Linked DNA regions of Homo sapiens: region 1 is linked to region 2. The links are chromatin contacts, found by Hi-C in ENCODE. All regions are on one chromosome and are shown on one strand. The core of a region is the stretch at or near the end of the contact, and the rest is flanking DNA. Distances in the headings are between cores, read along the strand shown. Region 1 overlaps PPP2R3B (protein phosphatase 2 regulatory subunit B''beta). Region 2 holds the start of GTPBP6 (GTP binding protein 6 (putative)).

Region 1 (3,935 bases), core at 1,142-3,641, 39 kb before region 2:
GGTTTTGGGATGTTAAACCAACCTTGCATTCCTGGGATAAATTCCGCATGGTCGCTGTGTCTCATCTTTTTTATATGTTGCTGGATTCCAATAATTTTGCAACTGGATTCACAGAGAAGACAGTGCTTGGTAGTTTTCTTGTGAGTCCTTTGTCTGGTTTTGGTTTTAGGGCAATACGGGTCTGAAAGAACACATTAAGTGTCCCCGCCCTTTTTCTATTAGGGATTGTGTTTTTAAAGTATTTTAAAAAGTTTTGTTTTATAAATATGTAAAAACCTCCATGGTTACAAAGTGAGCACTAACAAACTAGACACATTCAGGTAAGTCCAGGTTCTGTCCCTGTCTGTGCTGTTTCTACCCCAGAGGTAATAGTTTCCATAGCTTTGGTTTATCCTCTTATTGTTATTTTAGCTTTTAATATGAGCAATTATGTACAAATATGTGTATGAGTATGAACATACATACTTCTTGCATTTCTTAGAGAAAAATTAGCATGCTGTTGTACACTTGCATATTTGTTTTTGCTAAGTCACTCCGTATTTGTAGAGGTGTCCCTGTCTTGTACGGCAGTGTGGGGCCATGAAAGGACCAGATAAGTCACAACCATGCAAAACCATCTTCCAGTAAAAATTAGGATCATTCTATAATCATTTTTGTTGAAATATTAGAAACTTTCTTACAGTCGGTTGCAAACATGTAGTGAATGAAAAGAACTAATATTTACCTAGTATGCTGTAACTTAAAACACCAGAAGCATTAAGAATTGTTTCATCTCTCAGTAAAAACTTGCCAAAAGTAGTTACAGCAGTGCCATCTCCTTGTCCCGTGTGGAGTGAGCACCTGCTCCGTGCCCTGGCAGACTCACTCGACTTAACACGCCTTGCTCAGCTTCCGCGTTTTATCCTTGGTGCTCTTGAAGTTGTGGGGTATCTCTGAGAGTTCCTTCACTGGGAGGTCTCTTTGCTGGCATTCCGTCTGCTGGGACACCTTCATCCTTTTCAGTACAGCCTCCGTTGTGTGGAGAACTCACCCTCGCGGAGTGCGCCCGGCCCCACCCACAGGGTCTCTGCGCGCCTCGGGCTGGGTCAGACACCTCTTTTGCAGCTCACGCGCTGCGTCCGCTTCGGGTCCTACAAAGCCGCTCGCGCAGCCCAGTGAGGTTCCTGCATGGGACCCATGTATTCCCCTCAGTGCTTCCCCGCCACGATGCCCCTCCCCGGCCGCGGTGCTTCCCCGCCAGGGCGCCGCCCCGCCCTCCCCTACCCCCGCCGCGGTGCTTCCCCGCCAGGGCGCCCGTCCCCACGGTGCTTCCCCGCCACAGCGCCCCTCCCCACGCGGTGCTTCATCCCCACGGTGCTTCTCCCCAACGGCGCCTCCCCCCACCGTGGTGCCGCCCCCCACAGCGGCCACCCCCCCTCCGCGGTGCTTCCCCGCCTCGGCGCCTGGTTCTCATGTGCGCGTTTCATGTCATTTTCCTTCCAGGACTCAGTTCTCGGTGTCACCTCGCTTCCACGCACAGCGGCACTGGCCTTGGTGGCCGTCTAAGGTAGTGAGGCTTTAAGACTTGAAAGAACCTGGTCCGTTGGCTGGATGTCACGTTTGGTGGTAAAAAGCAAGTTTTGTCGTTGTCTTCGACGCCCCAGAGAAGCAGGGTGACCTGGGTGTGACCCAGCGGGGCAGGGGAGAGCTCTGAGACTGAAGTTGTGTCGCTTGCAGCGTCTGCACCGCTGGGAGTCCGAGAGACACCTCCACAGGCCCCACTGTGCCTGCACGCACCGACCCGGCCCTGCAGGCGGAGAGCATGGTGCTCGAGCACCCACCGTGACTGTGGGCAGAGGCCAGCAGGGTGTGCGCTGTCGCGACTTAATCCACCTGCGCTGTGGCGGCAGAACCCTGTGAGCGTCCCGCGTGTGTGGGGGCCGCAGGCAAACTTCAGCTTCCCCGCCAAGGCTGCTGAGCCTGTCTCGGTGGCGCCCAGCTCGCCGCCACCTGCAGATGTCCGTCCACGTCTCCATCGTGTGCCTTTGGGACGGTTTTCTGTGAGCCGGGCCCCCGGCCCAGGGGACGAACGAGTAGGGGTGTCACTGCCGTTTCGAGTTCTCCCCGTCGCGTGAGTGACTGAATGAGGGCCTGGAGTCACAGCTCCACACGCGTGTTGTCAGGCGGGTGGACTTTGGCCGGCGGCTGCTTGAGAACTCACGTCTGAGGGGACTTTGAGTTTGATGAGGGGGGTCCCCCCGTGGATCTTAGCCGTGGCCGTGCAGCGAGGTCCGTGTGTGCCTTCTCCTGGCCCGGTTCTTCCTGTCTGTGTGAGTCAGGGCTGATCTCATACATCATTTCCTCCCTTTCATCATTGTCACTCCTCTGTGTTTTCTCTGAAGCCGTTTGAGACAGAGTCATCAGCTCCTTCACCTCCACCAAACTCCACCCCCTCAGCTGCCCCCACAGGAAAACACACTTTTCTCTTTGTTAATTTCCTTCAAACGTTGTTGGCTAATTCAGGGTTTTCATTTATGGAGACTATTTTGATGATTTACATTTTTTCTAAAAATTTTTTGCGTAACTTAGAAATTTCTTGCTCTAAAGCTTTTCCTTGTCTTGTACGATTTACAAAATCTTGATCGTATCTGCATCATACATAGACACTTTCTTGACAGAATCATTTATTTCCGGTTCCTTTCTTGATCCGTCATGCTACACACTAACGTATATCTCTTTCAGTAAAGCAGCTGTCAGTGTTACAGATTATTTCAGTTCTTTCTCTCATGAATATCTATGGTCATCTTTTTTACATACACTTCCTTCTGTCATTTTTTTTAGTTTATTGAATAGTTTTTTGTTTGGCCAGCTGTATTGTCATATAATTACACACCCTAAGATTCACCAATTTTAAGTGTACAATTTGATCCATTTTGGTAAAGCACACACCTGGGTATCCATCCTCATAGGCAGGACCGGCCGTTTGTCACCTGCCGCGGGTGTCCCACGTGCCTCCTTTTGCACCTCATCATTCCCCTCTTTTCTCCCTGGCCCGGGCCAGCTGCAGATGTGCTTCCGGTCGCTGTAGCTTTGCCTCTCTTAGAATTTCACATGAGGACTCTTGGAGCATTTTGTCTGTGGTTTCTAACTTCTTCCTGGCAGCATCTTTATTTTAAATTTTATTTTGAATGGACAAGTAATATTTGTGTATACAGGGTACAGCAAGATGTTTCGCTATGTGTGTGTGTTGAGGACTGATTAAGTCCTGTGGTGTGGATACTGTGGGGCTCGCTGTGTGGCTGGCGAAGGCGTGGTTACCGTGGGGCTCGCTGTGTGGCTGGCGGGGTGTGGATACTGTGGGGCTCGCTGTGTGGCTGGCCAAGGCGTGGTTACCGTGGGGCTCCCGTGTGGCTGGCCAGGGTGTGGATACTGTGGGGCTCACTATGTGTCCCTGGCCGTATGGGCAGTTTCTTTTCTATCACTGAGTAGCTTCTGCTGTGTGTGTGCTCCATCTCTCCCCTGTTCCAGGGTTGATAGACGTCTGGTTGCTTTGGTTTTTGCTTCTTGTGAGTAAAGCTGCTGTGTGTCTGTGCACTGATTTACGCAGACATGCTTGCATTTTCCTGAGGTGATTAATACCGCAGAGGTGAGCTCTGCCTCATCTGGTGGCCACATGTTTAGTTTTGTAAGAAGCTATAAAACTGCTTCCAGGGCCCAGGAGTGGTGGCTCACTCCACTAATCCCAGCACTTCGGGAGGCTGAGGTAGGCAGATCACCTGAGGTCAGGAGTTCGAGGCCAGCCTGGCCAACATGATGAAACCACATCTCTACTAAAAATACAAAAATTAGCCAGGTATGGTGGCGGGCACCTGTCATTCCAGCTACTCGGGAGGCTGAGACAGGAAAATCGCTTGAACCTGGGAGGTGGAGGTTGCAGTGAGCCAAGATCGCACCAC
Region 2 (3,990 bases), core at 1,413-3,912:
GTCTTACCATATTGCCCATGCTGGTGTCAAACTCCTGGGCTCAAGCAATCCTCCCACCTCAGCGTCCCGAGCAGCTGGGACCACAGGCACCCACCACCACGCCCGGCTAATTTTTCTTTTCTTTTTTTTTTTTTTTTTTTGTAGATAATGGGGTCTTACCATATTGCCCATGCTGGTGTCAAACTCCTGGGCTCAAGCAATCCTCCCACCTCAGCGTCCCGAGTAGCTGGGACCACAGGCACCCACCACCATGCCACACTAAAATTTTTTTTTTGGGGGGGAGGGTAGAGAAGGGGTCTTACCATGTTGCCCAGGCTGGTGTCAAACTCCTGGGCTCAAGCGATCCTCCCACCTCAGCCTCCCGACATGTAAACGGTGGCTACATTTCCGCACAATCCCCGCGGTCTCCCTCATTCTGTTTTACAACTACTCCCACATAAAGTAACGTAGAAAGACGAGCCCCGTTATTCCCTTAGAAGGTAGACTGGAGCTTGCAGGAAGCTGTAGGATAAACATTCAGAGGCCAACTGAGATAAAACGAAACACCCAGGTGATTTTAAGCTAATCAAGAGCCCCTTTCACGTGGGTGATTTTAAACTAATCAAGAGCCTCTTTCACGCAGGTGATTTTAAACTAATCACGTTCTCCCTTCACAGAACTAAAAAGGGAGGTTAATTTACACAAACGCGCAGGCTACAGCCACCCGTCCTGCCTAGGGACTTCGGGCCAAAAATGCCACCTGTCACACCTCCAATCCAGGCGCTGCAGGGCTGTTAGGAGGGGAATTAGCAGCTGGGATACCCCGATCCTACAAGGAGGGGGGTTAGCAACCCCTCCTGAAATACCAAAAAGGCCTCGGCTTCCTGCAGACGCTTAAGGAACATGCCAATCACAACCGATTTCCTGAAAAACGCAAGAAATCCTGGTGAGGGCTGGGGTTGCAGGACGCTCTGCACACCACGGGTAACAGTTTTGGGGTAGCTTCTCTGAGACCGGCTGCCTCTTACTGTCCCCTGGACCAGGGGGGCGCCGCTCTCATCCTCCTGGCATCTCCCAGGCCCCTGCCCCACTCAGAGCTCCACCGCAGGGGCTCCCGAGGCTGGACTCAGACCCGCTGGATCCCATCCAGGCCCCCAAGGCAGCAGTGGAGACCCTCAAGGCTGGACTCCAGCCCCTAATGTAGACTCAGGGACCCCTGGGATGGATGGGTTCGAACCCCCAAAGCTGACTTCAGGACCCTCAGAGCTGGACTCCACCCTCCAAGGCAGCATTCGGGACCCTCACGGCTGGACTCGAGGCCCACGGCAGACATGAAGACCCCTGGGAGGCGTCCGGGACCCCCAGGACTGAATTTGAGGCCCCCAGGCAGACGTGGGGGCCCCTGGGCGGTGGTCAGGACGCCTGGGGCTGGACCCAACCCCCAAGGCAGACGAGGAGAACCCCCGGGCGGCATCCGGGCCCCCCAGGGCTGGACTCAAGCCCCCAAGGCTAGACGTGGGGACCCACCTGGGCGGCGACCGGGACCCCCAGAGCAGGTCTCAAGCCCCAAAGGCAGACGTGGGGGCTCCTCGGCGACGTCCAGGACCCCCAGGGCTGGACTCAAGCCCCCAAGGCTAGACACGGTGACTCCGGGGTGGCGTCCGAGACTCCCACGGGGGAACTCCAGTCTCCAAGGTAGACGTGAGGACCCCCGGGCGGCATCGGGGACCCCCAGGGCGGGACTCGAGCCCCCAAGGCAGACGCGGGGATGCCGAGGCGGCGTCCAGGACCCCCAGGGCGGGACTCGGGCCCCCAAGGCAGACGCGGGGACGCCGAGGCGGCGTCCAGGACCCCCATGGCTGGACTCGAGCCCCCAAAGCAGACATGGGGACCCCCTGGGTGGCGTCCGGGACCCTGAGAGCTGGACTCGAGCCCCCAGGGCAGACGTGGGGACTCCGGGGCAGCTTCCGGGGCCCCCACGGCGGCTCTCCAGGTTCCAGGGCAGACGTGGAGACCCCTGGGCGACGTCACGGACGCCCAGGGCGGGACTCGAGCCCCCAAGGCAGACGTAGGGACCCCTGGGCGCCGTTCTCGATCCCCGGGGCTGGAGTCAAGCCCCCGAGGCGGCGTTCCGGACTCTCGCAATCAGACTTGGACTCCACCCAGCGCGGAACGGGGTAGGACGGGAGCGAGGACGAGGTGAGTGAAGGCAGCGCTGCCGCCGCCGCCGCCGCCGCCGAGGCTCGGGGTCCTGGCGCCTACCGGGCCGGCGGCTGCACCGCGGGATGGGTCTGCCAGGAGCCGCCCACGCCGAACAAGAAGCGGCCCGGTCCCGCCTCCCCCGCCGGCAGCGCGTGCCAATCACCAGCACCTGATGCGGGGCGACCAATGAGGAGCACGCCCTGCCGGGGCGCGGCGCTAGGGAGCCCGCCCCGGCCGCACGCCAATCACCAGCACGTGACAAGGGATGACCAATGAGGATCACGCCCTATGCTGCGGAGAGGCGCTGGTGAGCACGCCCCAGCTGCACGCCAATCACTAGCACGTGACGCCGGATGACCAATGAGGAGCACGGCCTGTGCCGGGGAGAGGCGCTGGTGAGCCAGCCCCGGCCGCACGCCAATCACGAGCACGTGATGAGGAGCGGCCTGTGGGCAGCCCCCGCCCCAACGTTCAGCCTCCAGACGCGCCATGTGGGCCCTGCGGGCCGCCGTACGCCCGGGGCTGCGGCTCTCCCGCGTGGGCCGCGGCCGCTCGGCTCCGCGGGCAGCCGCGCCGTCCTGCCCCGCGCGCGCGCTAGCCGCTGTCGGCCGCAGGAGCCCCGGGAATCTGGAGGGGCCGTGGGGCGGAGGGCGGGGCCTGCGGGCGGACGGCGGCCGAAGCCGCACGGGAGACGACGAGGAGGAGCCGGAAGATGCGGACGAGAACGCCGAGGAGGAGCTGCTGCGGGGAGAGCCTCTGCTGCCGGCGGGGACCCAGCGCGTGTGTCTGGTTCACCCTGACGTCAAGTGGGGCCCGGGGAAGTCGCAGATGACTCGAGGTGACCGCGGCAGGGCTTTCGGGGGAGAAACAGGAGCTGGAGACCTGGGGGCGGGGCTCTGAGGGGAGGGGGCTCATAGGTGGAGATTCAGGGGCGGGGCTCTGAAGGGACGATCTCATAGGTGGAGATTCAGGGGCGGGGTTCTGTGGGGAGAATCTCATAGGTGGAGGCGCAAGGGCGGGGCTCTGCAGGAAGGATTTCATAGGTGGAGATTCAGGGGCGGGACTCGGGAGAATCATAGCTGGCGATGCAAGGGCGGGGCTCTGGGGAGGCTCATAGGTAGAGATTCAGGGACGGGGCTCTGACCTGAGAATCTCATAGGTGGAGACCCAGGGCGGGGCTTTGAGGGGAAGAGCTCAGGTGGCGACGTAGGGGCGGGGCTTCAGGGGGCCAGGCTCTAAGGAGAGGGTCTGATGGTTGGAGATGCCAGGGCGTGGCGCTGAGGGGCGGGGCTCTGAGGGGAAGAGCTTATGGATGGTGATGCGGGGGCGGGGCTCTGAAGGGAGGATCTCATAGGTGGAGGTGCATGGGTGGGGTTCGGGGGAGGAGCCCATGGGTGAAAGGGCGGGGCTTATGGGGAAGAGGGGAGGATATCATTGGTGGAGGTGCGTGGGCGGGGCTTCGGGGGAGGGGCCTATGGGGTAAAAGTGCGGGGGCGGAGCTTATGGGGTGGAGTCCGTGGGATGGGGTGGGGCCCGTGGGGTCCGTGGGGTGGGGTGGGGTGGGGTGGGGTGGGGTGGGGTTGGGTGGGCCGGGGCGGTTCTCGCCGATGGGACCTACGTTTCTCTTGCTCTGGGTTAGAGGTAGGCACGGTGTGTTTGAGGTCAGGGAAGGGAGGGCGTCCAGCGGACCAATCTGTGTCTAGTCCCACCCCCCACCCCCCAGGAGGAAATGCAAATGAATAAGTCGCTGCACGTGTCAGAGTCTCATAAAGGTTGATTTTTCCCTTGGAAGCTCCTGTAGTCGATGAG

Evidence for each region. A loop is a pair of places that touch in the nucleus more often than their neighbours do. Pooled maps may share reads with other maps.
Region 1: a loop to region 2 is called in a map of endothelial cell of umbilical vein, with 10 times the contacts of the local background. The contact joins the enhancer-like site here to the promoter of GTPBP6 in region 2. A Hi-C loop is called at or near these places in 6 of 168 maps with a recorded cell type or tissue (CD4-positive, alpha-beta memory T cell, Right ventricle myocardium inferior, endothelial cell of umbilical vein and 2 more), 1 of 37 single-sample maps with no recorded cell type and 12 of 50 pooled maps.

Annotation. Positions count from the first base shown.
Region 1 is chrX:356,272-360,206 of GRCh38, reverse strand. All of the region lies in intron 2 of PPP2R3B (protein phosphatase 2 regulatory subunit B''beta), which reads left to right. Among named protein-coding and RNA genes, the nearest start is that of PPP2R3B, 29 kb to the left of the region's middle. Within about 2 kb of position 2,391, at least 4 of the 41 ENCODE cell types and tissues checked have a DNase peak (open chromatin) inside an H3K27ac peak, as active enhancers do; they include endothelial cell of umbilical vein, where a contact is called at or near this core.
Region 2 is chrX:317,468-321,457 of GRCh38, reverse strand. GTPBP6 (GTP binding protein 6 (putative)) reads left to right here and starts at 2,662. Exons shown (of 10, transcript NM_012227.4): 1 at 2,662-3,019. The coding sequence starts at 2,671. It overlaps LINC00685 (long intergenic non-protein coding RNA 685), which reads right to left and starts at 2,313. Exons shown (of 1, transcript NR_027232.1): 1 at 126-2,313.